Regions from separate parts of the Mus musculus genome. Here region 2 is linked to region 1. A link is a loop called in an ENCODE intact Hi-C map of the cell type or tissue named here. Cell type or tissue: gastrocnemius. All regions are shown on one strand. Each heading gives the region's core, and the rest is flanking DNA. Links, peaks and the distances in the headings are about the cores only. Region 1 holds the start of Tnip2 (TNFAIP3 interacting protein 2). Region 2 holds the start of Add1 (adducin 1 (alpha)).

What was found. A loop is a pair of places that touch in the nucleus more often than their neighbours do. Peaks named below come from ENCODE experiments on the same cell type or tissue, not always from the same donor. Only the 100,000 strongest peaks of a DNase experiment are listed, where the experiment ranks them.
Region 2: a loop joins it to region 1, with 2.5 times the contacts of the local background. A loop is called at or near these places in 8 of 42 quality-filtered maps.

The regions. Positions count from the first base shown.
Region 1 is chr5:34,510,618-34,525,766 of GRCm38, forward strand. It overlaps Tnip2 (TNFAIP3 interacting protein 2), which reads right to left and starts at 3,362. Exons shown (of 6, transcript NM_139064.2): 1 at 3,002-3,362. The coding sequence starts at 3,280. In gastrocnemius, for the core only: a CTCF peak has its summit at 7,483 (motif pointing right); DNase peaks (open chromatin) are centred at 3,426 and 7,497; H3K4me3 peaks cover 1,065 bases; H3K27ac peaks cover 1,156 bases.
Region 2 is chr5:34,566,665-34,581,813 of GRCm38, forward strand. Add1 (adducin 1 (alpha)) reads left to right here and starts at 7,000. Exons shown (of 16, transcript NM_001331082.1): 1 at 7,000-7,249. It overlaps Mir7036b (microRNA 7036b), which reads left to right and starts at 7,487; the gene lies at 7,487-7,549. In gastrocnemius, for the core only: a CTCF peak has its summit at 7,167; a DNase peak (open chromatin) is centred at 7,037; H3K4me3 peaks cover 3,007 bases; H3K27ac peaks cover 2,729 bases.

The sequences.
Region 1 (15,149 bases), core at 3,001-11,000:
AGACTGCAGATGAAGTTCTGTTCTGGTTATGGGGATCTCCTTTACCATAACTACCCCCCACTGATAGTCTGGTGACAAATTGTGAGGTGCCTTCAGAACCACACTCTGTACTCACTATGGCACCTGATGTTACAACACTAAATTAGTGGCACAGACCAGGCGGCCTCTGCTTTCCCTTCTGTTCTGATATTTTACAACCCTCCTTCCAGAAAGAGGGAGACTTGGAGTGGGGAGACTCCTATTGCTCTTGGTACTTTAAATGATACAGATAGAAAACCATGACAACAGAAGTGTGAACCCAGCAATGCCAAGGATCTGTGTCTTTGCAAAGGAAACGCAGGTAGAGGCATGTAAAAAGCATGTGAGATTATTTTATTCCTTCCTTTATTTTTCAGATATTCTGAAGTTTACCATCAGAAAAAAAAATGCTTTCTTTTTTCCCCCTCTAGAATTTTGTTATGGCTAGGTCTGGTAGCAAAAGCCTGTAATACCATCTACCTGAAAGACTGAGGCAGGGAGAATCCAAATTCAATGCCTGCCTGAGATTCACAGTGAGTTCAACATCCATTTGGGTAACTTAGTGAGACCAGATCTCAAAGTAAAAAGCAAAAAGAGAACTGGAGGGGCTGGAGAGATGGCTCAGCAGTTTAGAGCACTGAATGCTCTTCTGAAGGTCCTGAGTTCAAATCCCAGCAACCACATGGTGGCTCACAACCATCTGTAATGAGATCTGACGCCCTCTTCTGGTGTGCCTGAAGACAGCTACAGTGTACTTACATATAATAAATAAATAAATCTTAAAAAGGAAGAAGAAGCCGGGCGTGGTGGTGCACGCCTTTAATCCCAGCACTCGGGAGGCAGAGGCAGGCAGATTTCTGAGTTCGAGGCCAGCCTGGTCTACAAAGTGAGTTCCAGGACAGCCAGGGCTATACAGAGAAACCCTGTATCAAAAACAAACAAACAAACAAACAAACAAAAAGAAGAAAAAGAAGAGGAAGAGGGGGAAGAGGAGGAGGAAGAAGGAGGAGGAGGAGGAGGAGGAGGAGGAGGAGGAGGAGGAAGAGGAGGAGGAGGAGGAGGAGGAGGAGGAGGAGGAGGAGGAGGAGGAAGAGAACCGGAGATGCATGTAGCTCAATGGTGGAGCACCTGCCTAGGCTCTAGCTTCAATCCCCAGTACAAAAAGGGTGGAGATGGGAAGGAAAAAAAGAAAGGAAAAAAAAAGAAAGAAAGAAATCTAGCTGCAGTGGTTATCTTGAAAACAAGCATTATCTTTTATCAGGTAATCTCCTCTCTTATTTTCTTTCCTGGGAAAATCAAGACAGCTATGGACCAAATGGAATAAAATGCCAGCATCCCTCCAAATGCCGGACAAGGTTGTCAGGTTTAGAAATAATTGCTCCAGTAAAGTATTATTACTCATTTCAGTTTTGTGTGCTTATGATATCTCACAGGAACCAAATGATACCAAATGACAAGGAGAGCCAAATAAGAATTCACATATTATCAGACTGGCACCTGTCACTTCTTCCCACATAATACTAAAATGCCACCAACCAAAACCATGGGTCTTCTTTCTCAGAGCACCATCCTTAGGAGCCCTATGCATCTCTCAGGCCCCTGGCACCCTCCTCAAGATTCAGAACCCCACATTCCACAGAAGACCTCCCTAACACAGAACCCAAGAACCAAGACCTATACTGCCTCCTCATACCCAACACACACACACTGGAACCTGAACACAGTCCTCAAAGGGCAATGCCTGTCAGGATATCCTTGAGACCCTTTTGGCCCCATGCTTCGCTCATGTCCTTTAGAGCCTCTAGTGTCTGTCCCACAGAACCCTGAACACCACCCCTCCTCAGAATTCCATCTTAGTCAAGCCTGGTGCCCCCACTGTTGTTGCTTGAATGAGAATGCCCCCACAGGTTCATATATTTGCATTTTTTCATCATCAGATAGTAGCACAATTTGAGAAGGAATAGGACATGTGGCCTTGTTGGAGGAACTGTGTCACTAGGGATGGGCTTTGAGGTTTCAAAAGCCCGCACCAGGCCTAGTGGACGTCTCTCTGCCAGTGGATCAGGATGTAGCTCTCAGCTACTTCTCCAGCACCAAGCTTGCCTGCAAGCTACCATACTCCCCACCATGATGATAATGGACTGACCCTCTGAAACTGTAAGCCAGCCCTCAATTAAATACTTTCTTTTATAAGAGTTGCCTTAGTCATGGTATCTCTTTAACGCAAATAAGGCAGTGATTAAAACAGCTACACACCCCTTTGGGACTAATATAATAATATTACTAATAATATGAGTACATATTGGAGAAGCTTACTACCAACAGAACCACGTGTTCGAGGCTACCTCAGAACATTATGCCCCACAAGATCCCTGCACTCCAGGATCCCTCACATTCCGCAGAACCCTGTCCCCCACAAAACTTCATGAGTAAGTTTCCCACAGCAGTACCCCTCAAAGTCGAGAGACCCAGGGGGTCTGTCCCAAATTAACCTCTATTACAAGTCCCTCAGAAGTGCTCATAACCTCAGCAGGACGTCAGGACTTGGTACTCCTCAAACAGTCACACCCCTACCACCCTGTTGCTCACCAGAACCCCGAGCCCCAGAGACTCCTGCTCACCTCTGGCATATCCCCTGAGCCTACGAATGAATCCCGAACTGCTCAATACCCTGAACTACCCAGACTCTTACCTTCAGACCCTAATCCAACAGGATTACCTGCGCCTCTGATCCCCACGCCCTTCAGACCCTGAAACCTCAGGACCCACTAGTCTCAGGATCTCGTATCCCTCATAACCCAGCTCCTTTCAAACCCCAGCGCACCCCTAAACCACTATGCTCAGACCTCGAGCTCTTCAGACCCGCACCTCGAGCTTCATATCCTCGCGACCCTCAAGACCTCGCGCATCTCTGGACTCCACGTCACTCGCTCCAACAAGTTCCCCAGGCCGCCTTGCGCAGCAGCTCCCGCCCGCCCCGCACCTGCCGCAGCTGGGTCTCCGAAGCGCCTTCCTCCTGTCGTCGCAGCTGCTCACGGAAGCGCTCCACCTGATCCAGAAGTGCGTCCACGAGTGACGGCGCCGTGTGCCCTTCCAGAGCCGCGAGGCGGGTGCGGAGGCTCGCGATGAGGGCGTCACGCGCGGCCAGCTGATCCTTCAGGCGCTGTAGTTGCTGGCCGGCCTCGTGGTACAGGCCACAGAGCGCTGCGGCCGCACGCGGGGCCCCGTCCTGTCTACCAGACCTTGGGTCCCCAGACGACATGGCTGTAGGCCTTCCGTGGGGACTTGGGCGTCTCCAACTTCTCCACACAGGGGGAGCGAAAACCAGCCTTCCCGGAACGTTTCCCGCCCCGCCCACTCCCAGAGCCTAATCCGCCCCCGCCCACAGCTGGCTCCGCCTCGTCCATGGCCCGGAGTCTGACTCCGCCCCGCCTACAGCTGGCTCCGCCTCTCCCACTGCCGGGAGTCTGACTCCGTCCCCTCCCACAGCTGGTCCCTCCTACTCTATGATCTCACTTTCTCTTGACACACCAGCTCCATTCTAGGTGCTGTCTGCTCTATTCCCTGCGTCTGAGGAATTTTCCTGGAGTCAGACCCCATCTGCGACCAGGGTTTGGGGTTAGGTATCCTCTGGTACAGCAGCTGAAGAAAAGCAAATAAATCAAAGGACTTCAAACATGGGACGTAGAGTGTGGTCAGGTTTCATTGGCTGGGCTCCTTCCTCTTCCGGGACTTGACATGCGTTTCTTCATAGAGGGACACTGACCCAGAAAGGTGTTCCCATCCAGAGTACATGATGGAGCCCAGAGCCAGCCACCAAACCCCAGCATGCCCCTAAATTCGCGTTAGGATGGCCTTAGCGCTAGAAGCTGTTCTAGCAGAAGACAAGAGGGTGCCCACCCTTTCCTTCCCACAGTTTCCATATGAACACTGTTTTTCCACTGGGAAGTCTCTCCTCCGTGAGAATCTTTCAATGGCTCATTGCTAAGATCTCATGGAGGTCCCCTCCCTATGTGAGGATGTGTGTCTCCTTTTCTGCTCAGTCTTCTACTCTCAATACCCTGTCTGCTCACAGGCAAGCTCTGGTTGAGCCTGCAGGAACACACTCACTTGCAAGTATAAAACTATAAGCAAAGCCAGACCTCGCCAAGAATGTATGGGATGGATACTGGGAGTCACAGACCTGGCTCACTTATGTTCAGTTCCTTCTTAGCCCTTCCAGCCCAAAACTTCTGCTCAGAAAAGATGGGTCACAGTTGCTTCCTTCCCTACCTGGTAGGGGTGTTGTGGAACTAGAGAATGAGTGCGTATTTCTTTTCTATTAGTGTGACAAAATGCCAGGACCAAGGCAGCGTATAGAAGAAGCATTACTTGGGATAAAGGGTCAGATGTTTAAAGCTGATAGCTCACATCTTGATTACAAATCAGGAAGCAGAGGGCAAGCTGAAACCTCAGAATCTCTCTGCCCATAATGGCACAGCTCTTCCAACAGGCCATACTTTGAAATCCTTTCTAACCTTACATGAGTCACCAACTGGGGACCAAGTATCCAAACATGAGTCTATGGGAGCTGTTCTCATCCAAACTTCCATGATTAAATGATTGTCCAGCACAGTCATTGCTATGGTCATGCAGGGTCATCTTGATTGACTGAGGCAGTTGTGGGATGAAGGGGAAGTGGGTGTGGGAGTGGATATCACACAGAAGAACCCTGGCCCAGAGCTGATATGTGGCTTTAACTCTTCACTACTATTCCTGTGTGTAGCCTAGTAGACCACTCAAGTGCTTTTGAGCCTGGTTGTGAAGTGCAAAATATGAATCAAACAACAAAGACATTTATTCAAATGCTTCTGGGCCACATGTGTTTGGAGTTCAAAAGCTTTGATTTTATGTAGTTGCACATAATTGAGATAACCATCCTCTAAAAAGGTCTACTCTTGGAAGGCAGTGGTAGCACGTGCTTTTAATCCCCAGCACTCTGGAGGCAGAGGCAGGTGGATGGATCTCTGTGAGTTTGAGGCCAGCCTCGTCTACAGATTGAGTTCCAAAACAGCTAGGGCTAACAGAGAAACCCTGTCTTGAAAAACCAAATCAACAACAAAAGGAGTCCTGTTTCCAGTACCTGTGCATATGGGCAAGCTCTGCACAACAGGGAGTACTTGACCTCTATAACCATGTACTCCAGGCTCCTGACAAAGTAACAAAGACGTGATATTGCTTCAAGCTGCTAACACTTGGGAGTCTTTTTTAAAATGTGTGTGTGTGTGTGTGTGTAACATGCATGTGTGCATGATATGTATATGAGCATATATACTATACATGTATGTGTGAGTGTGCGATATGTGTGTGATATGTGTGTATGTATATATAGCATGCACGTGTGGGTGTATGTGTGTAGAGATCAAAAGTTAATGTCGAGTGTCTTCCACTGTTTCTCTTAGCCTTATTTTTTTTTGAGACAGGGTCTCTCACTAAACCCAGAGCTCATGGATTGGCTATACTGGTTGGCTAGCAAGTTCCAGGGATCCACCTGTCTCCATCCCCAACCCCAGGACCCGTGCTAGGGTCATAGATGTGTGTAGTCATGCTTAGTTTCACATGGGTGCTATGAGTCCAAAATCAGATTCTCAGGCTATCTGCTCGAATGTCACTGGGCTATCTCCCAGTCCTCAGGCTATCTGCTTGTACACCACTGGGCTATCTCTGCAGCCCCCTTGAAGATCTTTTTGGTTTGTTCTTTATTTTTCAGTCTCTTCACTTTGTAACCCTGGCTAGCCTGGAATTCTCTATGTAGATCAGGCTGGTCTGGAACTTATGGAGATCTGCCTGTCTCTGTCTCCCAAGTGCTAGGATTAACAGTGTATGCTACCATGCTTGGATCTTGTTCTTTACTTTTTGATGCTGGGTATCACTCTGTAGACCAAACTGGAACTCATTTTGTAAACCAGGCTAGCCTTAAACTCAGAGTAGTTCTTCTGCCTCAGGCTTCTAAGTTCTGGGATTATAGTTAGAGCTACCATCCCCAGCTACACTTGAAATCCTTTCTCTTATCGTATCAGAACAATTGACATAGAGTGTAGCACTCCCACTGGGGCATCTCTAAGCCCCACAAAACAAGTCAGTTTCTGGAAATACAGAGGGAATGCCAGTCAAATTAAGTAAGACAAGATTCAAGTCAGCCATTGTACCAGCTCTAAGAAAAACACTTTGGGTTTCTGAGCTTTTTGGGGACTTTAGAATTGTAGATGAGAGATTCCAGACCTCTAAGGACACTGACCATCTATGACATGGTTAAGATTCTGCAAGTTAACACAGGAAGTTCCTGGCATACATGTGCCTTCAGCTGAATACAGGGCCTGGGTCCTAGAGAGTCATAGATGAATATTCTAACAGTGGAGGCAGATGCCCAGTCCAAGAGGTAGGGAAACTTTATTTAAGCACATTAGTTAATAATTGTCATTAATTGGAACACACCTGGGGGCATGGCCATGAGGTTTCCAGGGAGGATTAATTGAGGAAAGACCCATCCTAAGTGGAGGCAGCACTTTGCATGTGCTGAGCTCCAGGCTGAACAAGAAGGAGAAAGTGAACTGAGTACCACTGTTCACTTCCCTTGACTCCTGCTCCAGCTGCCATACTTTCTCCTTCTGAGTGACTGTGTCCCCTCAAACCAGGAGCCTAAACAAACCCTTCCTCCCTTAAGTTGGTTATTTATTTATTTTAGGCATTTTGCATCAACAACAAGAAAAATAACATATAATAAGGAAAAGATGGGGGGAAATATGTGGGGGCCAGGAAAGGGAGTGGAGTATCCCAACTTAAAGGGTGATTAGATGAGTCACTGCACAGACTTATGATCCCAAAATTCTAAGATGCTGAGGCAGGAGGATCGTTTGAGACCAGCCTGTGCTAAGTAGCAAGTGTGTTTGGGGGGAGGGGGCGCTATCTATTGCAATGTAAAGAATGAAGAGGAGCTCGGTACTTGGGTTCCCAAGAAAGGGATACAATGAGCAAGGGAGGGTCCCCAGGGATACCCAAGAGTTGGATGGAGAAGACTGGAGATCCCAGAGTCTCGGACTCTCATTCTGAGTTTCGATGGGCCGCGAGTTTCCAGTGATCCTGTGGAGCAAGTGGACAGGCCGCTGACCTAACTCTGGCTTAATTTGTCAGACTGATTCCTCAAAGGCCTCTTCCTCTGACTCTCACACAGGTCCCTTTGGAATCTGCAACTTTTCCTAGTTCTTTCCTGCTTTATTTTGAATGCTGGGTCTTCAGCCCTGCCCTGTGACCTCAAGGGCCAGTTGAGCCCAAAAGGAAGCTGTGTAAGAAAGCAGAGGCCTCCCTCTGAAGGGGAAAGGCTCATATGTGAGTCTGTGGCCAGTGAGGTTGTCACCCACGCACACTGCTGTAACATTCCCAGACACATGAGGCCTTCACAGGTACGAGGGTCCTGCCATGGAAGTGTCCACAAGGGGGCAGTGTGGCCACAAAGGCTTGGGGACTAGAACTTCAGGCACCAACCCCACCTACTCTAGTAGGCTTGCACAACATCTGATTGAGCCTGGGTGGCTGGCTAGGGGTGTCTCTTCCCTAGACCTTGGACACATAGATGAGCAGCCCTTTTACCTTGGCCTTCCGATTAGCTAGGACTCCAAGTGTGTGCCACTACAGCTGGCTTAGAACATGTGACCAGTACCCTCAAGAAGCAAAGAGAAAAATGTGTATATATTCATGAAAAAAAAATAGAACTGGGTGCTGAGAAGATAGAATATTTAGAAAATATAAAGAACTCTAGAAAATTAAAAATATGAGCCAGGCAGTAGTGGCGCACACCTTTAATCCCAGCACTTGGGAGGCAGAGGCAGGCGGATTTCTGAGTTCGAGGCCAGATTGGTCTAAAAAGTGAGTTCCAGGACAGCGGGGGCTACACAGAGAACCCCTATCTCGAAAACCAAAAAAAAGAAAAGAAAGAAAGAAAGAAATAAAGAAAATTAAAAAATTAAAAATATGATTGTGGAAGTTTCAGATATAGCTCAGCTGGCAGAATGGTTACCTATGGAGGTCTAGATTCAGTCCTCAATACTGAATATACTGGGTTACATGAGATCCCCCCGCTCCGTCTCATCTCTGTCTGTCTGATTATATATATATATATATATATATATATATATATATATATATATAATACACACACATAGAGCAAGCATACACACATGATCATAGAAGTTCAATATGTATATGTATATACATATATCTTGAAATGTATATATACATGATCCTAGAAAAATACATATGTATACATGTACATGAGTATAGAAACTCAATAGAAGAACTGGAAGATAAGATTGAGGAAATCAGCTGGGCAGTGGTGGCTCATGCACTTGGGAGGCAGAGGCAGGCAGATTTCTGAGTTCAAGGCCAGCCTGGTCTACAGAGTGAGTTCCAGGACAGCCAGGGCTACACAGAGAAACCCTGTCTCAAAAAAAAAAAAAAAAAAAAAAAAAAAAAAAAAGAGCAGGGGGAGTCCTCAGGAAACATGTTCCCTTCTCAGGAGCCACTTGAGGGTGTGCTTCTCCAAAAAGAAGGGGAAACCGAGAAAGGAAGTTTGGGAATCTCACTGTAAGGGATTCCAGGGACGCAAAGACAGTGGTAAGACACTGGTGAAGGGGGCTGCAGGGCCACACTTAGAAGTCTGTTGTAGTCTGATGGTGTGTCTGGTGTAGTGGAAGGCTATCTCGGAGATCTGGGCATTAGGTGGGATTTAAATTATTTATTTAATAAAGGTAAACAAATAAAAAATGAAAGCATTCAGTAGTTCCAGGACAACCAAGCCGAGGAGAGGAAGCTAGCTAGCTGCCGGGAGGCTGTACGTGAAGGCTCTGCATCTGGAGCTTCAAGCATAGCTATCTAAGGCGAGTGCTGATGCTATGGGCTAGGAAGTAGCAATAAGAGTGTCCTTTAGGGTTAGGGAAGTGAAACAAACAGAAAAAAATGGGCAGAGTTGAACTGCGGCCCCTGGAGAAGGCGAAGGAGGGCAACTCCTATGTTCTGTGAGCCTTGCCAGCTATGGGATTTCTCAAACTGTGGCTCAGGCCGTTCTAAAAGTCACTGTGTAGCCCAGACCAGCAATCCTCCTGCCCCAGCATCCCAAGTATGGTGATTACAGGCATTCACGGTCAGGCTTGGCTGAAATGATGGAGCTTGGTCTGAACCTGTGCCTTAGGCTCAATCATCTGTGTGGGTCTGCAGAGGGGGTCCCGGAGTTACAGCACCATTTCTTAAGATGGTAAATAAGGAAAATCTATTCTCAGCCTATGCAAGCTGGAAGAGGGACGCCATGCTGCCTGCCTCTCACCTGGGTACTTACTACCACAGGATAGGGCAGGTTCAGCCTCACCTTTAGTGAGCCCTTCTCACTCTCCTGCTGGCCTTCCAGGCTTGTGTGAAAGCTTTCTTTTGTGACAGGAAAGCCCCAGCCTGGGGCAGGGGGTCCTTTGCAGGAACATTTCTGGGTAGAGCATGAGTCTGGCTACTTGTCACAGCTGTTACTTTTCCAGTCCTACCTCTGTGGAGGGAGGTTGGGTGTGTGTGTGTGAGACCAACAGGGATTTTCTGGGTAAAGCCTGTCTGGCCTCCTATGTGTCTGGGGCCTGTCTGGGGCATAGGAGGGCTCCAGTGTAGCTTTCAAGGAATGGGCACAGTAGGGATCAAGGTGTTGAGGGGTCAGCACTAAGTCCCAAGGTTTTGTAGCATCTGGGAGTCTTGGGTCTGGCCAGCATGGTTTGGGGTTCTCGTGGGTGGGAATGAGGACCAAGGTCTAAGATAGAAGGGAGAGGTAATGGTCAGGCTATGCTGAAAATTGGGTGGTGCCCATCTGGACCCAGTGCCAGGCCTGGAGGGGCATGTGTCTCTGGAACTTTGTGGGTGGGCCCCACACTCACTTCTCCTAGGCAGATCTACCATGGCAGGGCCTGGGGCCCGTCTAGGGGCCAGTCCTCAAGTCTCCTGGGCGGGGCTTACCTATTTCCCTTTTTCTTCCCACCTATGGTTTGGGAGAACTTTTTTATTGTCACATGGGCCACTTTTCACCCCATGTCTCAGTGTCCAGTGTTGACTGGAGAAAGGCTGGCCACCCCTCCTGACACAGGCTTGGGTGATTGGTGGAACCTTCAGAGATAATGGGGGACCACATTACTGTTGAAGTCCACAGCTTCCCTGCCCGAACCTGTGGTCTTCTCCTCGCAGACTCCATTCTTGTCCTGGTGGTTATGTGGATGAAAGAGGGCAGGAAGAGACGGGAGGTGGGGAGGTGGGGAGGGCAGAGGGCAGAGCAGCCTGTGTGTACAAACACCGCCTCCATCATACCACCAAGGCCGGAAGTGGGTCCCAGAATAGAACAGGCTGCTTTCAAGTTCCAAATCGGGCTCTGGGGGCTGAAAGCATGTTTGGGTGTAAAAATAGAAATATCAGTACGTGTGAGGCCAGGGTCTTGCCACCCACGGGGCTTGTGTTTTTTAAATAGAATTTTCTACTAAGGTTTGTTTGACAGTGTTCTAGATCGAAAACTGATCCAAATAAACTGTTCAGGTGGCAAAGCCAGAGCCAAGCTGGGCTTTAGCACCAAAGCCAGGCAGTCATGTGCAAGTCCATGGAAGATTCCTGGGGGGGAGGGGGGCTCTTCCACCTAACTGCCGCTCTGGCTCCATCCTCTCTCTGTCCTCCAGTACAGCATCTTCTCCAAGAAAGCTCTCCAGGTCTGGTCCAGCTTGGTCCTGCTGTCCTCAGGAAGCCTCCTCCAACATCATCAGCTCACACCCGATCTCTGGCTGGCCCAGGAGGCCTGGCCTGGTTGGGCGTGAAAGGTAGTGGAGAAGCCTGGCCAGATACTCACAGGCTGGGCCAGTGGAGCAGGACTTGTAGAGTCCTACACTGCAGGGTGTGTCGAAAGCTGCAAGTGACAAACTGGGTGATGCATGGCACAGGAGCCTGGAAAGGCCTCCTGGGCAGAGATGCTCAGCTGACTCTCCCAGAGTGCATGTAGAACTGGCACAGTAGAAGAAAGCAAGCCTGTAAGAGCCATGGCTTGGAGTATGGCCCAGACCTGTATTGCGGACCTGTGCGGACCCCTTCTACAGCCTGGCCTAAGAAGTCCCTTCAGCTTCTCTCCACTCCCTACCCTCTGCTTCTCCCTCTGCCTTGATTCTGACTCACACCAGCAAAGGAGAAAAATTTCTGTCTCCCCTTGAACAAGTCCAGTGTGAGGGAGCCACAGAACCTGTCCCTGGATAGAGGAAGACCTAGAACCCAAGAAGGCAAGACGTTAGGCCGTTCTCCCAGCAGAGGACCCAGCCTTGTTCTCACAGCCTGCCAGATGTTTGAGGCCAACTTTTCTCCCACCTGCCCCCCACCCATCCACATCTCTTTGTGGTGAGCTAAATCATCCACAAGGTTTCCAGGCCTTACCCATCCCTTCCCTACCCACCCTCAATGCTTTGGTCTATGGATTTTCCTGCTGTCCCCCATAGGAGTGGTCAGTAGCCTTCAGCTTTGGTCTTACCCAGAAACAGGCCTGCCACGGGGAAGCAGCCTCACCATGAGGCCATTCTTGGGAAGAGAAAAAGGAAGGCAGTTCAATGTTTCATCGGACAGAGGAGCCTGATTGGGAAGGCAGTCCCTTTCCCGGAGAACTCTACCTGTTGGCTTTTTATTTTCCTTCACCAGCCATTTACTAAGCATCTACTTTGTTCCAGGAAGTGGATGAGCCCTGAGGTAAGCCAGGTCTTGCTCTAGTAAGATGGCGTTCTAAAGGGAGTTTGGATGTGTCAGATGTTGGGGTTCAAAGGTCAGTAGAAGAGGAAGGAACAGAAGGAGAGTGGACAATCTTTAAAAGAAAAGGAGGGGGGCTGGTGAGATGGCTCAGTGGTTAAGAGCACTGACTGCTCTTCCAAAGGTCCTGAGTTCAAATCCCAGCAACCACATGGTGGCTCACAACCATCCATAACAAAAATCTGATGCCCTCTTCTGGAGTGTCTGAAGACAGCTACAGTGTACACACATATAATAAATAAATAAATCTTAAAAAAAAAAAAGAAAGAAAGAAGAGGAGGGCTAGGGAGATGGCCCAGTCCATGAAGTGGACCCCAGCTTTGGGGGACAGGCTGAAACAAGGGACCCTGCGACTTGCTGGCTAACAAGCTATGTTGATGAGCTCTATATTCACTGAGAGATCATGTCTCATAAAACATGGCAAACTTCCAAGGAAAGCATTTGACATTGACCTCTGGCTTCTACATGCATGTGTGTGTCCACGTACATACAAACACACATACACAAAGAAGTAAAGAACTCTCTTTTTTTTCAATGAAAAAAATGTTTATTACTATGTGCATGTTGTGGGAAGGGCACATGGTCCCGTGTGCTTACAGAGGTCAGAAGTCAAAGGGTAACTTTGTGGAGTTGGTTCTCTCCTTCCACCTCTGCATGAGTTCTAGAGATCAAACTCAAGTTGTCAAGCTTTCATGGTAAATACCTTAACCCACCGGGACATCTCTCAACCTGTGGACTGAGACACCTTAGGGTTGTCAAATGACCCTTTCATAGGGATAGCCTAAGGCCAACGGAAAGCACACTTGTAAATTATGATTCATGACAGTAGCAAGATTACAGTTATGAAGTAGCAAGAAAAATAATTTGATGGTTGGGGGTCGCCACAACATGAGGAACTGTGTTAAAGGGTCTCAGCATTAGGAAGGTTGAGAACCACTGCTGTAGTCCAAGGAAAGAGCCTTCTAACAAAGAAACGGTGAGGCAGAGGACAGACAGACAGAAGTGAAGGGATAGGTCAAGATATCTGGGGGTGGCAGGGGGGGGTGAGGAGAGCAGGGAGGGAACCGCAGGACGGGAGGCTCTGGGACGGGAGGCTCTGAGACGGAAGTGTGCCTGGAACATGGGAAGAGCAAGCAGGCAGTGTGACCACTCAGAATGGGAGCAGTGAACAGAGGTCCCAGGAGGGGTTGGGCAAGCTTGGGCTCACCTATGGATAAGGTCTTTGCTCTGGGGTGAAGACAGTCTATGAGAAATTCTGAGGTGAGATCATAACAGATTTCCTAGTGAGGGGCAGGCCAGAGGAAGGAGCAGGACAATGGCTGGCAAAGGTAGTGTCATGGTCATGAGCTGGTAAGACCTCCAGACAGACAGAAGTACAGACAGGATGTGGGATGAGAGAGTAGGGAACAAAAGTGACCCTTGAGCTTTGCAAAGGGAGGAAGAGGTTCTGGGATAAGGGGACACAGGGAGAGCTGCTAAAGAGGCCTCAGGTGGCCAGGAAGAAGATGGCCTGCAACCTTGCTTGCACAGGAGGACTGGCTCACTACACGTGTGTTTGCAGAGACCTGCTTTCCCCTCCTTGTGCCTGCTTAGGGGCTTTGCATCCCTTCTGCTCGCCTGAAGCATGGGCTCTGTCCTGCACATCCTCTCCATCTTGTCAGCTCCAGTTGGGAGGGAGCTCTGGGTGCCCAGGTCCTCGGCCTCACCACAGCTACATTTCAGGAGATGGTAGTCTCTAGTCCCTTCCATCTTCTCTGAATGTGACATGTGGAAGCCAACCCTGCGTATACCTTCAGTTAGGTTCCTGCAGGTGGCACCAATGTCTGGCTTTGCTCTACTTCCCTCCTGGTCTCTGTCCCTCCCCTCAGCTTTGGGGACAAGAGATGCAAAGTGACATGATAGCATCTGTGTCCATTTCCCATTAGCCATAAGGATCAGAATTTGCCTTGAATCAGGGTCCCCAGGGCCCTCAATGAGGCCATGCATTTGATTAACTGAACTTGATGCAAGGGATGTCTAGCCTTTTGCACCCCTGAGCCAAGTCCTAGGAGTAAGGCAGCTGTGTGAGGTGCTGATGGGGCCAATCAACAGTGGACAGAGGAGGGGCTGAAAGTATAGGATTCTGGGCCAAACAGCCTAGTGCTGTGCACCTGGCACTCTCCACAGGAGAAGATGGAGCAGCCTGGGCAGGCAGAGGATCATAGACAACTTAGGTACACAGAGGTGATACCTGGGCAGCCAGAGGTGGGAACATGATGGGTACCCCAGAGGGATGGCATCTCCACCAGTCAGCACCTGTCTCCTCAGCCTCTGGGATCCATGAGAGCTAAACTGTGGACAGGTGGTGTTGCCCTGGGGGCAGAGACAGGAATGATGAGTGTGTCAACCCTGAGGGCTGAAGGGCTAGGATTCTGGGCTCCCTGCTCCTCTCCTCACTGCCTTCACCTGCGGAGGGGGAGGGGGAGAGGAGGGAGGGGGAGGAGAGGGGGAGGGGAGAGAGGGGAGGGAAGAGGGGGAAGAGGGGAGGGGGGAGAGAGGGGGAAGAGGGGAGGGGGGAGAGAGGGGAATGGGGAAGAGAGGGGAGTGGGGGAGAGAGGGAGTGGGGGAGAGAGGGAGTGGGGGAGAGGGGAGGGGAGGGAGGGAGGGGGAAGAGAGGGAGAGGGGGAGAGGGGAAGGAAGTGGGGGAGGGGGAAGAGAGGGAGAGGGGGAGGGGGAAAGGGGAGGGGTAGAGAAGAGAAGAGAAAAGAGAAAAGAAAAGAAAGGGAAAGGAAAGGAAAGAAAAGAAGAAGAGAAGAGAGAAGAGAAGAGAAGAGAAGAGAAGAGAAGAGAAGAGAAGAGAAAAGAAAAGAAAAGAAAAGAAAAGGCTGGGCATGGTGGTGCACGCCTTTAATCCCAGCACTTGGGAGGCAGAGGCAGGCAGATTTCAGAGTTCGAGGCCAGCCTGGTCTACAAAGTGAGTTCCAGGATAGCCAGAGCTATACAGAGAAACCCTGTCTCGAAAAAACAAAAAAAAAAGAAAGAAAGAAAGAAAAAAAGAAAAAGAAAAGGAGAAAAGAAAAGAAAAGAAGAGAAGAGAAGAAAAGAGAAAAGAAAAGAGAAAAGAAAAGAAAAAGAAGAAAAAGAAAGAAAAAGAAAAAGAAAGAAAAAGAAAGAGAAAGAAAAAAGAAAAAGAAAAAGAAAGAGAAAAAGAAAAAGAAAAAAAGAAAAAGAAAAGGTGTGTTAAGCTGCCAGAGCTGGAGAGGGAACGGGTGGAGAAGGCGGGCCAGGGGTGGGGCGGAGTGGCAGTGCGAGGGTGGGGATCAGAA
Region 2 (15,149 bases), core at 2,719-10,718, 56 kb after region 1:
TGACCTTGTTGGTGTTTCTCTTCCCTGTGCCTCACAAGTACTGGGATTACAGGGGTGGGGGTGCACCACCAAACCCCAGCTGCTCTTTTTCTATTCTTTTAAACTGAGAAATTTTTTTGTTATGTTTTGTTTTGTTTTTCGAGACAGGGTTTCTCTGTATAGCCCTGACTGTCCTGGAACTCACTCTGTAGACCAGGATGGCCTCAAACTCAGGAATCCACCTGCCTCTGCCCCCTGAGTGCTGGGATTAAAGTCATGTGCTACCATGCCCAGCGTGAGCAATTTTTTAAAAAGGCTATTTTTTTTATTTATTTATTTATTTATTTATTTATTTATTTATTTATTTATTTATTTATTTATGTGAGCTGTCTTCAGACACACCAGAAGAAGGCATCGGATCCCATTACGGATGGCTATGAACTACCATGTGGTTGCTAGGAATTGAACTCAGGTCCTCTGGAAGAGCAGTCAGTGTTCTTAACTGCTGAGCCATCTCTCCAGCCTCCAGATTGAGCAACTTTTTTTTTTTTAAAGATTTTATTTATTATTATATGTAAGTACACCGTAGCTGTCTTCAGACACACCAGAAGAGGGCATCATATCTTACTACAGATGTTTGTGAGCTACCATGTGGTTGCTGGGATTTGAACTCAGGACCTTCGGAAGAGCAGTCAGTACTCTTACCAGCCCCTTGAGCAACTTTTAAAAAGTCATTCTATTTCCTTCCCTCTTTTCCTAGTTAGAATGTTTCTTATCTAATTTTAGAGTTAATACTCTTTTCTTCTTCCTAGAGATCACAAAGTCCTCACTGGACCTTAGTTCACATCCTTTATGACATATCCGTGTGTGTGTGTGTGTGTGTGTGTGTGTGTGTGAGAGAGAGAGAGAGAGAGAGAGAGAGAGAGAGAGAGAGAGAGAGAGAGTGATCTGTATGTGTGCATGTGTGAAGTCAGTGGTCAATCTTGGGTGTTGGTCCTTGCCTCCTTTCACGGCCTCTGTCTCTGACTTGGTCTTTTTTGATTTATTTTATGTGTATAGCCTTTTTTGTCTGACCAAAAGAGGTTGTGAGATCCTCTGGGATCTGTGTGCCTGGGAATTGACCCAGACTCTCCTGCAATAGCAACAAATGCTCTTAACTGCTAAGCCATCTCTCTAACCTGAGGCAAGGTCTCTTGTTTGCTGCTGCATACATTGGACTGTGACCTTCAGGAGATTTTCCTTTCTCTGCTTCCAGTCTTGCTGCAGGAACACTGGGATTACAGTTGCATGCTGCTGTGTCCTCCTTTCCATGGGTTCTGGAGATTTGAACTCAAGTCCTCCTGTAGCCATAAGTAATATCCAATCTCTCTCTCTTCCCTACCCATTCTACATGCCTTTTTTTGTAGTGGCACTTGGTTTCTTCTAATTAATTCATTCCTCTGCCTTTCTTGGGCAAGTTGCTCAACTTGCCTGCTTATAGTTAATTCCCATGGGGGTAGCAAGGGCTGTCTGTCTTCCCCCAGTTGTCTATGGGCTGGGGCTGTAGCACTGTAGTGGAGGAGCACTTGCTTAGCGTGGGTGAAGCTCGTGTTTAATACTTAGTGCTGGGGTTGGGGAATGTTCTTGTGGCAGACATTGCTTCTAGTATACATTGTATGTATTGCATAGCTGTTACTCCTATTTACAAGAATGAGGGGCTGAGCCAGGCATGGTGGCATATGCCTTTAATCCCAGCACTCGGGAGGCAGAGGCAGGCATATTTCTGAGTTCGAGGCCAGCCTGGTCTACAAAGTGAGTTCCAGGACAGCCAGGGCTACACAGAGAAACCCTGTCTTGAGGCAGCCTGGTCTACAAAGTGAGTTCCAGGACAGCCAGGGCTACACAGAGAAACCCTGTCTTGAGGCCAGCCTGGTCTACAAAGTGAGTTCCAGGACAACCAGGGCTATACAAAGAAACTCTGTCTCGAAAAACCAAAAAAACAAAACAAAACAAAAACCAAAAAAAACCAAAAACAAAAACACCAGCCAGGTGTATGGTGCAAGCCTTTATTCCCAACACGCAGGAGGTAGAGGCAGGTAGATCTCTGGGTTTGAGGCCAGTCTGGTCTACAGAGTGAGTTCCAGAATTGCTAGGCTACACAGTTATTCCAGCCAAACTGGTTACTATTTTCAGTGATTACTAATTTACTTAAATGGGTTCTAAGTGATTAGGTAGCAGTCAGCTTCAACTTTGCTAGGTCCCTTAGTAGACATGACCTCTTCGGTAATCAGGACCTCTAGACCTAAGAAAACTTAATGGAGCAGAATTTCCCAAGTGGGCCACTGGGAATTACAACTTCCGAGAGAGAACCTCATAAAACGGTGTTTGGTCCAAAGTGCACTACTTACTGGACAAACACATTTTGTCTCCAGGTCTGTGCTGCATCTGAATCTTGATGCAGTTATTCTATTACACCAGTGAAATGACTTCTGGATAGGGCAGTATGTGGCAGGAACAGTGAGTGTCATGTGCCTATTGCCACAATACCTTTGCATAAAAAAACCCTTGATACTAGGCAGGTCTATCATGGTTCCATTTCAGCAAATCAGACACTTTGAAAGTTATTTCAAAGATTTTAATTTTTAAGTTTATTCCTTTTCTTTTTTCTTTCTCTTTTGTTTTCTCTCCCTCCTTCCTTCCTTCCTTCCTTCCTTCCCTTTCTCTTTCTTCCTCTCTTTCTTTCTCTCTCTCTCTCTTTCTTTCTTTCTTTCTTTCTTTCTTTCTTTCTTTCTTTCTTTCTTTCTTTCTTTCTTTCAGATAGAGTCTCAATGTGTAACTTTGGCTGGCCTCTATATAGACAAGGCCAGTTTCAAACTTATAGAGATCTTGCCTACCTCTGCTCCCAGAGTACTGGGATTGAAGGTATGTGCCACCATACCCAGCAAGAATTATTATTATTTGACACAGGGTTTCTCTGTGTAACCTTGGCTGTCCTGGAACTCACTCTGTAGACCAGGCTGGCCTTGAACTCAGAAATTCGCCTGCCTCTGCCTCCCAAGTGCTGGGATTAAAGGCGTGCGCCACCACTGCCTGGCCTAAGAATTATTTTATTTTTAAAGTATGTGTATACATGTGTATCTGCATGTGGGTCTGTGCACATTTGAGTGCAGGTGCCCACGGAGTACAGAGGAGTGTGTTGGATCTCATGTAGCTGGACTTATAGGCAACAATTCTAAACTCATGGACTGTTCTAAACTGTCTGACATGGGTTCAAGGAATCACATTTGGTCATCTGCAAGGACACTATGCTCTCTAAACTGCCGAGGAATCTCTCTAGCTTCCATTTTGTAAATTTTTGAATTATAGTACTTGCTAAAGTACGGAAGGAAGAAAAAGCAAACACACACCCAAATATGTAGTAATCCTTGTTAGCTTTGCCTTCTAGGAAGAAAGACTCCAGTGTAATCACCTTGTCCCCAAGGTTTGGTTGGTTTGCCAAAGGGTTCAGTTACAGCTTTTGATGCTTACAGGATGGAAATCTGGTAGCATTAATACATGGGTCAGCTTCTGTTAAAAGGAGTGCTCCCAGGGCTGGAGAGGTGGCTCAGCAGTTAGGAACTCTTGCTGTGCTTCTGTAGGATCTAAGTTCTTTTCCCAGCACCCACATTGGGTGGCTAATAACTACCTTAACTTCAGCTCTAGATGATCAGACAGTCTCTTCTGGCTTCCACTGGCACCAGTATAAACATGGTACATAAATGGATACAAATACATAACACATAAATAAAAATAATACAAAGCAAATCTTGGGCTCAGAGGTTACAAGCACTTGTTTCACTTGTAAAGGACCCAGGCCCAGTTCCCAAAACCCATATGGTGGCTCACAACTATGTGTAACTCTAGTTCTAGGGGATCCAGTGCTGCCTTCTGACCTTCAAGGGTTCCAGCTATACACACAGTGGTCCAGGTTTAATGCACAGATCTTTATCTGGTCTGGTCGGGTATAGTAGCACACGCCTTTAATCCCAGTATTTGGGAGGCAAAGGCAGGCAGATCTTTCTGAGTTCAAAGGCCAGTGTGGTGTACATAGTGAGTTCCAGGACAGCCAGAGCTACATAGCGAAACCCTGTCTACAAACAAAGAAACACACAAACCAAAGATCTTCATCCTTTTTGTCAACTCCCATAAGTCCATCCATATGCCCCTCCCTCAGACCAATCCATCTTCTAGCTTCTAGACAGCCACTTTCAGGCTCCTGATCAGTTAGCTGAGCCATTTACAGCCCCTGAGTCCAACCCACATTCCTTTCCACACAGTGGCAATGGCCAAGTTGCCTCTGGGATAATATCTCGCCATTATGTTCCAGTGGAACTGCCTGCCAAGTGGGCACACAGCAGTGCTAGACTCCTTTCAGCTCACACCAACAAACCAAGCTTTTTCCTCAGCTGTCACTGTTGTAACAGGGTCCCAGACCTTAACACAACTGACTCCATGATGGAAGTCTTGTTCAGCCTTTAAAACTCATCGAGTAGATGGCACCACCTGCTAAAACAAAGACCCAGAGATACGAGGGAGAGTCTGTAGGCCTGGGAAAGTCTCCGAATGTACTAACTCACCTTGCCTTTTGGCTTCTGTGGTTCTGCTTCTGGCTGACTGTTCTTGTTCACTGAAGTATGTCAATCCATCTTAAAAGGACCCTAAAAAAGGCTCAGTGCTACATGAGATCCCAAGCACCCAGTGTAGTCGCCAGCCAGCCATTAAAGACTTTGTATTGACTTAAACCTATGTCCAAGCAGCGTTCTCTGGTGAATACACATGGTTGTGACATGCAGAATCCTTATATGTAGCACACATGGACTAGGAGACAGTGGATTACAGTAGTGAGGAGCATGGGGTCTGGGGGCAGTATCTCTGGTTCTGGTTGAACCCACTTCAGGGCTCAGTAGCATTTAGAAGTGACTTAACCGGGTTCCTTTTTCCTTTTGTGTATATGTATGAATGTGATATATGTATGTTGGGTATATGTGTACACATGTGCAGAGGCCAGGCCATCAGGTGTTTTTCTTTATCAGTCTTTGCCTTTAGTCCCTTGAGACAGGGTGTCTCACTGAACCTAGAGCTAGTGTGGCAGCCAGCAGGCCCCAGTAATCCCCATCTCCACCCTTAATAGCCGGGTTACAGGGGTGCATGGCCATGCCCTGCTTTTTACGAGTGCTGGGGCCTGAAACTAAGGTCCTCATGCTTGAGCAACAAGTGCCCTTACCTCCTGAGCCATCTCCCCTACTTGAGTTCCTTGAATTTTTGACTTTAAATTTTCAAATATTTCTGCCCTTTCACCCCCTATGAAGTCCTACATCTCCTTCGTATGCTGTTCAATCTTGCCCAGTTTCTTTATGCTGTGCATTTGCCCTGTGTCTTCAAGTTAAGAAATCACTTCTTTTGAGGACAAATTGTCTCCTAACCCCATTCAGTGTTTTGTCACACTGTGGATTTTTTTCATCTGTACATGTCTGATTTCATTTTTATATCTTATTTGAGAGCAGGTGCCCACAGAGTACAGAGGAGTGTGTTGGATCTCTTGTAGCTGGACTTATAGGCAACATTTCTAAACTTTTATATCTCTATATATTTCATTTTTAATCACTCAACCCTCTCTCCAGTTAAAGTAGGGGCTTATGGAGGGCAGGTGATTAATGGAGTTTTGACTGATGTCCGACTCACAGTAGGTCCAATAGGTCCCCGGACACATCCTGTGGTGATTTCCCCAGTTCCAGAATGTATAATTGGGATAGATATACTCAGAAATTGGCAGAATTCTCATATTGGTTCCCTGAACTGTAGAGTGAGGGCTATTATGGTTGGAAAGGCCAAATGGAAGCCTTTAGAGTTGCCTCTGCCAAAGAAAATAGTGAATCAAAAACAGTATCGTATTCCTGGAGGAATTGCAGAAATTACTGCCACTATCAAGGACTTGAAAGATGCAGGGGTGGTGGTTCCCACCACATCTCCGTTTAACTCTCCTATCTGGCCAGTGCAGAAAACAGATGGATCATGGAGAATGACAGTTGATTATCGAAAACTCTCTCTCTTCAGCAAACTTTCACTGGCATTAGACTTGTTGCTGGGTGCTGGAGGATGTCAGAAAAGTCATCTGAGAACAGTCAACATGTAGGGCAAATGTTCCTAGGACAGAGGGTACTGACTGGAATCCACAACCTCTCTGACCCTTATGGGGTCAAACTCAGAGCTCTTGCTGTGAGGATCGGTTTGTTTTTGTTTTTTGAGACAGGGTTTCTCCGTGTATGTAGCCCTGACTGTCCTGGAACTCACTTTGTAGACCAGGCTGGCCTCGAACTCAGAATCCACCTGCCTCTGCCTCCCAAGTGCTGGGATTAAAGGCGTGCGCCACCACGCCTGGCTGAGGAGAGGCTTGGATACACACTTCTGTCACTTGAGCCAGGCTCGAGGCTTCAACCTTTAATGGTTTGAAGGGAACCAGGAGCGGGACCCCTTTGTTTCCTTTGGGTCTTTTAGGATTCAGTTGACAGGAGAGACAGTAGGGACTTGATCCTTAGGTTAGTTTACCAGGTCGCTGCCAGGTGGACTGGTTCTGCCAAGGCCTCACCTAGCCTCATTCCCTGCCTCTGAAGAGGCCTCGGTGTTTGTTAATCCACTGTCATCCGGCGGGCCCTTCCTGTCTGTGGAGCTTTATCAGAGCACACACAGACATCTCAGTCCTGACTCCACCCTGATTGACAGCCCAGTCTCCCAAACTGCCTACTGATCTTCTCGCCTGAAGCGCACCTAGACCGTGTCCGTTCGCAGTCAGTTTGTGGGTCTGACCGTCTCAGTGGGAGAACTAGCGTTCCTGTGAGCAGGTGCACCAGCCCGCCGTCCCGGACGCAGCCAAAGCGACCCCTAATCCCACTGTGACACCGCCTTCAGCCGGAGGCCGGAGTCTACCCTTCTCTCCGCCTCCCAGGGCCCCGCCCTTCTCCGGGCCTGCCCCTTGCTTAAGATTGACCAATAACAGAGAGTAGTGCTGGACGGCGGTAGGGCGTTCAGACCAATGGGGCTGTGCATTGTTGGGCCGCAGCGCCGCAGGCCGCACCCAGCTTGGCGGCGGGGGCGAGTAGAGGGGTGAGGGTTGAGGGCGGGAGAGGACGAGGGCTGCTGCAGGCGGCGGGGGGTGCGCGGCAGCCAGGGGGCGGAGCCCAGCGCGAGCCGCAGGCGAGGCGGCGGCCGCACTCGGACCCGGGAAGCCGTGCTCTCTCCCCGATTCTCCGCGGAGGTGAGGCCCGGGAGCGCGGCGAGGTCTCCGGGGCCCCCAGCGGGCGTAGGGCAGGGGCGGCGGTGCTGGGCGGGCAGGGCAGGGCTGGGCAGGGCCCGGGGCCTCTGGGGCGCCTCTGGTGCGCTGAGGAGGGCGCGGCTAGGTCGCTGCGGCGCGGGGTGCCCGGGGTCTAGGTGCTTGCCTCCGAGTGCGGGGGCGAGGACACTGCATCGTCGCTTCCCAGGATGGCCCGGACGGACGCGGGGTTCTCTGTGGAAGCGGCTTGCTCGGCTCTGAGCTTCCTGGTGGGCCTCGGGGTCCTCCCGGGTCAGCATTGTGCTAATGGTGGCTCCAAATGCTGGTCACTGCAGAGATTGTGGAAAGGTGCATCTGGGTTCCGCTTGTCGGCTCTTTTAAAAACTGACACCTTCTGCCCCAAGAGAAAAAAGCCAGCTCTGTCCACGGATGGTAGTAATGAGGTGGTCGTGGAACTTCCTGGAGATGGGGCTTGCCTTTCCTCTCTGTTTTATCGTTCAGACCTCTTCCTAAAAACACTTCGTTTTTATAATTCAGTTCCTGGTTCAAGGTATTTGGTAGATGAGTTGTGTTTGTTTTATGCACACCCATCTTAAAAATAAATATTTTGGTTCACCTGAAACTGCTGTTGTTTTGACCATGATTTTAGGCCTAACGTTGTTAAACTCCCAAAGACCAAGAACAAAGCTAAAATCTGTCTATGCATAACTGCTCAAGAATTTCAGAGAGATTGTGTGTTTGTCAAAAGTGGGTTGAAATCTCAGTCGGGATAGGAACTAGATTGCTAAGGGATCCGCTATGTCTCCTTTGCAAGCAAGCTGGGAGTCGTGGGTGGACTCAACAGGCTCCAGAGAGGAAGGAGGTTGCAGGTCGGAGGTGAGTTTTATGCGGGTGGGATTCTAAAAATCGCAGTCTTTAATTAAAGCCAGTGACGTAGGGATCACATTTTAATTCTAAAACTTTGCTATGCTTCGTCAATTCGCAGCCCAGAATGGTCTGGAACTGAAAATTTCTGCCTCTGCCCCTAGTTCTAGGATTACCTTGAGGTTGACACCACACCCTGATAGTAAAGTTGTTTTTTGAGGAAGTATGAATGGTGTTGACCTTCAGAACAGCTTTTCAGGGTTTAGATGTGGTTTCGCAGAGGTGCAGGTCGGTGTGGTTAGTTTACTCATGTGTGTGTAGGTTAGTGAGAGTCAGCAAATGAAGCGACTAGGAATTCTAATCATTCTGCAAACTGGGATAGTGTCCTTTCTAAGATCTGTTTTACATAAACCATTCAGGTTTTCACTTAACTCTTGGTATTATCTGATACTATTGTTTTTGTTGCTTTGCTACACACACACACACACACCATTCATTTCATGTAATCATGTTGAGTCAGGACATTAAATACTGAAATGCTTCAGACAATACTGTGCTGGCTAGGGTTTAAAGTTAACTTGACACAGGCGAGAGTAATTTGAGAAGGAACCTCACCTGAGAAAATGTCCCTACCAGATTGGCTAGGGGGCAAGTCTGTTGTGCACGGTTTTTGATAGATGATTGACGTGGGAGCTCAATGTGTAGGTGGTGCCCTTGCTGGGCAGGTGGTCTGGGTGCTACAGGAGAGCAGGCTGAGCAAGCCATTAGAGCAGGCCAGTAAGCAGCCCTCCTCCATGGCCTCTGCAGCAGTCAGCTCTTTTCCTGCAGAGTTCCTGCCCTAACTTCCTCTGGATGATGGACTAGAAGCTGTAAGGTGAAGCAAACCCTTTCCTCCCCAGGTTGAGTTTGTGTTTTATTACAGCACTAAAAACCCTAACTAAGACAAGTGCCCAGGTATTTTTACTGCATGAGGCTGTTTGTATTGATTTCTCTTTTTTCCTTCCTCTCTCCCGTGTTGAATAAACTCTTCCATATACACACATTCACGTTTGAGAGATAAGCATTAAACAAGTCATTATTTATGCATTCAGTTTCAACAATTGCTAGCTGGATTTCTATAAAGTGTGTTAATTCTACTTTTAATATACATTATGTACTTCTAGACATCTAGAAAGATTAGAAATTCCAAAAAAGAAAAAAAAATTTAAAGCCGGGTGTGGTGGCGCATGCCTTTAGTCCCAGCACTTGGGAGGCAGAGGCAGGCGGATTTCTGAGTTCGAGGCCAGCCTGGTCTACAAAGTGAGTTCCAGGACAGCCAGGGCTATACAGAGAAACCCTGTCTAGAAAAACCAAAACCAAAAAAAAAAAAAAAAATTCCCAAAAAGGAATTAAGTTTGTCCTGCATATGCATATTAATGTTGAATAAACTACATAGACAAAGTGATTCTATCGGACACTGCTTTAGTCATTGTTAGAACTAAAACTTACTAAGGGCAAAAACCAAGCCAACAGGGCTGGAGTGGCACTTCAATTAATAGAGTTCTTGCCTAGCATGCATAAGACTCTAGGTTCAATCTTTGGCACCATATAAGCTGGGTGTGGTGGCACAGGTTTGTAATCCAAGTATCTGGGAGGATCAGGTCATCCTTCACTATATATTGAGTTTGAGGCCAGCCTGGACTGTGTGATATTCAAACTAACAGACACAATAGTAATTGAATCTTACATAAGATGTGGTTACTTAGCAGATTAAATATTCCAATGCCTTTTTAGTTTGTCCGAATCATGTTTCTTAAAATAGGAATTTAACATGATTTTAAACTTTAACAGAACTGTTTAATAGTTAATGTTTGGTCTGACCTTCCACAATTAGGAATCATGTGGAAAGTAAAAGGAAACGGTCTAGTTCAGTTTGTTTGATCTTTATTTTTTCAGAAGTACAGTTTAAACCAGTTGATATGAGTAACCTGGAATGTATTGATAACTTGTTCCCCTCATGTGTAAAGGAAAAAAAACATTGTTACTGATACTTGGAGCTTAGAAGTGTTGGGCATGTTCAGGTCTGGCTTTATAAGAATCTGTGCTGCTTAGCAGGGAAAAAACTACATCTTGAATATAGGACTAGAGTCTATAGGCCAGCCATCTTGTGTTTTTAAAAAGGATCCTGGAGCTGTAGAGGTGGCTCAGTGGTTAAGGAAAGCACTTTCTGTCCTTGCAGAGGATCTAGCATCAGGTCCTATCACCCATCACCTTCACTGGATGTCTTAGAGTTTGTAATGCCATGATAAAACACCGTGACCATGAGCAGGAGAGGGAAGAAAGGGTTCATTTTGCTTACACCTCCACAGTCCGTAGGAAGAAATCAGGGCAGGAACTCAGGCAAGGCAGGAACCTAGAGGTAAGCACTGGTGCAAAGTGCTCCACACCAGTCTTCTGCCACGAAAACGCACCGGGCCTGTCCACGGGCTCCTCTGGTGGGGCATTGTCTCAACTGTGCTTCCTTTTCCCAAATGACTCCAGCCTATGTCAAGCTGACATAAAATTAGTCTGGACAATTCACATTAAATCCAGTACCAGGAGTTACTACATTGTTTTTGGCCTCCTTAGGCACTTGTACACATTTTACACACGCACACACACACACACACATCTTAGACCAGGTGTGGTGGCACATGTGTTTCATCTTCACACTTGGGACAGAGGCAAGCAGATCTCTTGGAGCTAGCCTTGTCTACACAGTAAGTTCAAGGCCAGGCAGTGCTACATAGTCAGATTATCTAAAAAACAAAAGTCATCTTTAAAAACATCATCCCGAGGGGACTGGAGAGATGGCTCAGCTGTGCACTGGCTGCTCCAGGTTCACTTCCCAGCACCTACATGGCAGCTCACTGGAGTTACAGCTGTTTGTAACTCCAGTTTTAGGGAATCCAACCCCCTTACACAGACACAGCAGGAAAAAAAGGACAGGGATACTGAGTGGCGGCAGGACTCAGAAAGGCAGAGGCAGGCAGATCTTTGAGTTCGAGGCCACCCTGTTCTTCAGAGGGAGTTCTAGAACAGCAGGGATACACACAGAAACCCTGTCTCAACCCCACCTCCACGCCCCCCACCCCAGCACCCCCAAAACAAAAAACAAGGAATAAAAGGTTAATGGGAGCGCTGTGTTGTGTGTTGTGTTTAGGTTTGGTCTCACTGTGTAGCCTGGTTGATCTCTAAATTAGAGATTCTCCTGCTTCTGCCTTCTGAGTGCTGGGGTTAAAGGCGTGATCGATCTGCTGGAGCACGATGGATAACAGTAAAATCCTGGAAACAAACAGCCATCAGTATGGTAGTGATGAGTCCATCTGTAAGGCGAATGCCTTGAAGTTGTTAACTAGAAGGGGAAATGGGGAAATGCTACTAAGCATAAACACTTTTCTGATACAGTGCAAGGAAAGAGACGAGATAACATGTTTATGTGTGTGCGTGCGCACCTGTATTTGTGTGTATGCTTTCAGTGATAGTAGTGTTCCTTTATTGCTCAACCCCCCCCCCCCTAATTTTTTTTCCTGAGATGGTTCTCATTGCATCTAGAATTTAACTGGTTTTTGGCTAGTTAGCTGGTTTTGGCTAGCCTAGCCTGCCAGTGGTCACATGATGAATGTTGCCTTTGCCTCCACTCAGTGCTGTAGTTACAGATCAGTACCACTGAGCCTGGCTTTCTTTCACATGACTTCTAGAGACTCTTGTATCTCCCTCTTTGACACTTACATTACTTATTCAGGTCACATAGTAACACTGCTTATTTTGCAGATGAAGAAATGCAGGCCTGCAGAGATGGGCCTAAGGTTATATAACTAGTAGGTTGTGGTTTCAATGAGAGTGGCCTTAGTAGGTTTTATATTTGAACAAACTCGGGGTTCTCAGTTGGTGTTTGTCTGGGGAGGAATAGGAGATATGGCCCTGTTGGAGGAGGTGTCACTGGGGGCAGGCTTGAGGTTTCAGAAGCCTCCCCCAGTCCCACTGTGCTCCTCCTTTCTACCTGCTGGAGATGTGAGCTCTCTCGCTGTTTTTGCTGCCATGCCTTTGCTCTACCATAATGGACTCTAACCCTCTAAAATCATAAGCCCAGTTAGATGCTTTCGTGTATACATTGCCTTGGTCTGCTGTTTGATCACAACTATAGAAAAGTAATTAAAACATCAGTGAACTGGGATCCGAACTCAGGCGGTCTGACTCCAGGGCCTAAACACTAGACGGATCCAACACATTTTAAAATCCCAATTGGTGTGGTAATGGAATTTTTAAAAGGATTTAAATTGGGGCTGGAGGGATGACTCAGCAGTTAAGAGCACTGACTACTCTTCTAGAGGTCCTGAGTTCAATTCCCAGCAACCACATGGTAGCTTACAACCATCTGTAATGGGATCTGATGCCCTCTTCTGGTGTGTCTGAAGACAGCTACAATGTACTCATAAATAAATCTTTTTTAAAAAAATTAAATTGATTCTTAAAAATATTTTATTTAATTTTTATACACTATTTTTGATCATATTCTTTTTCCTCCCCCAACAGCAATAGAATTCTTTTCTGTATCAGTGATGACAGATATCTATCTATCTATATCTTTTTAAAAATTTTTTTTTTTTTTTTGGTTTTTTGAGACAGGGTTTCTCTGTATATCTCTGGCTGTCCTGGAACTCACCAGACTGGCCAGAAATCCGCCTGCTTCTGCTGGGATCAAAGGCGTGTGCCACCACACCCGGCTGACAGATTTTTGAAATATAAACAAGCTAGGGTGAATTAGAGTTCACTCAAATGTGTTCCTTTACAGATAAATGGCTTATCTCCAGTTGACTTACCCATTGTTGTTTTCAAAGCCACACCTTTGGGTGTTGTTCATTTAGGGGTTGAGTTGAAGTGAGAATCTTGTGGGATCTTGGTGCTATATGTGTTGATTCAGACAGAATCAGTTTACCTTAAAATACAAAAAGCATCCTGGGCAGATACCCAGAAGTTCCAACTGGTAAGAAGGACACATGTTCCACTCTGTTCATAGCAGCCTTATTTATAATAGCCAGAAGCTGGAGAGAACCCAGATGTCTCTCAACAGAAGAATGGATACAGAAAATGTGGTACATTTACACAATGGAGTACTACTCAGCTATTAAAAACAATGGATTTATGAAATTCTTGGACAAATGGATGTATCTGGAGGATATCATCCTGAGTGAGGTAACCCAATCACAAAAGAAGTCATTAGATATGCACTCACTGATAAGTCGATATTAGCCCAGAAACATAGAACACCCAAGATACAATTTGCAAAACATAAGAAAATCAAGAAGAGGGAAGACCAATGGGTGGATATTTCATTCCTCCTTAGAATAGGGAACAAAATACCCATGAAAGGAGTTATAGAGACAAAGTTTGCAGCTAAGATGAAAGGATGGACTATCCAGAGAATACCCCACCCGGGGATCCATCCCATAATCAGCCACCAAACCCAGACACTATTGCATATGCCAGAAAGATTTTCCTGAAAGGACCCTGTTATAGCTGTCTCATATGAGGCTATGCCAGTGCCTGGCAAATACAAAAGTGGATGCTCACAGTCATCTATAAGGTGGAACACAGGGCCCCCAATGGAGAAGCTAGAGAAAGCACCCAAGGAGCTGAAGGGGTCTGCAACCCTATAGGTGGAACAACAATATGAACTAACCAGTACCCCCCCCCCCCCGCCCCGAGCTCATATCTCTAGCTGCATATGAAGCAGAAGATGGCCTAGTCGGCCATCACAGGGAAGAGAGGCCCCTTGGTATTGTAAACTTTATATGCCCCAGTACAGGGGAATGTCAGGTCCAAGAAATGGGAGTGGGTGGGTAGGGGAGCAGGGTGGAGGGAGGGTATAGGGAACTTTCGAGATAGCATTTGAAACGTATATAAAGAAAATATCTAATTAAAAAAATACAAAAAGCAGAAATAGCACAAGTATATAGTAGAATGTTATTTCCAAGGGCTGGGCATATAGCTCAGGTAGCCACAGGGCTTACCCAGTGTGTGAAAAGTCTTGGGTTCAGTCCCTGGCACTGTCTCCCTACAAACAACAATAGCAGCAACTTAAAATATTTTGAAAACCCGTTTCACATAGCCTAGTTTGGTCTCAAATTTGCAGTATAGCCAAGGCTGACCTTGAACTTCTGCTCTTCCTGCCTTCACCGTCACACCTGGTTTTAAGAATGGTGTTTGGTGCTGCGAACTGAACACAAGGGCTCTACCACTGAACTAAATCCTTAACCCACGGGTGAAATTCTTAGCATGCTACTAGTACATTCTTTCTTATCAGTGGTAGAATAATGAAAACATTTACCAATCATAGGTTATGCACTCTTTACACCAGACACTGCTAGATATTTTATACTTACTATTATTACTGCTCTTCTTGTTGTTAATACTACTTTTTCGGGCTGGTGAGATGGCTCAGTGGGTAAGAGCACCCGACTGCTCTTCCAAAGGTCCGAAGTTCAAATCCCAGCAACCACATGGTGGCTCACAACCACCCATAACGAGATCTGATGCCCTCTTCTGGTGCGTCTGAAGACATCTACAGTGTACTTACATATAATAAATAAATAAATAAATAAATAAATCTTTAAAAAAAAATACTACTTTTTCATTTTTTTTTAAAATGTACATTGCCTTGGTCATGGTGTTTTGTTTTGTTTTTATTTATTATATGTAAGTACACTGTAGCTGTCTTCAGACACACCAGAAGAGGGAGTCAGATCTCGTTAGGGATGGTTGTGAGCCACCATGTGGTTGCTGGGATTTGAACTCAGGACCTTTGGAAGAGCAGTCGGGTGCTCTTACCTCCTGAGTCATCTCACCAGCCCCTACTTTTTCATTTTAAAGAAGAGATTTATTTTAGCTTACAGATCTGGTTCAGGCTTGAGAAGTCACATCTGGTAATGGTCTTTCTACTGGCAGAGCCCCAAGGCAGGGCAGGACAGGGCAGAGGCAGTTTGAAGTGGGAGACCCCCTA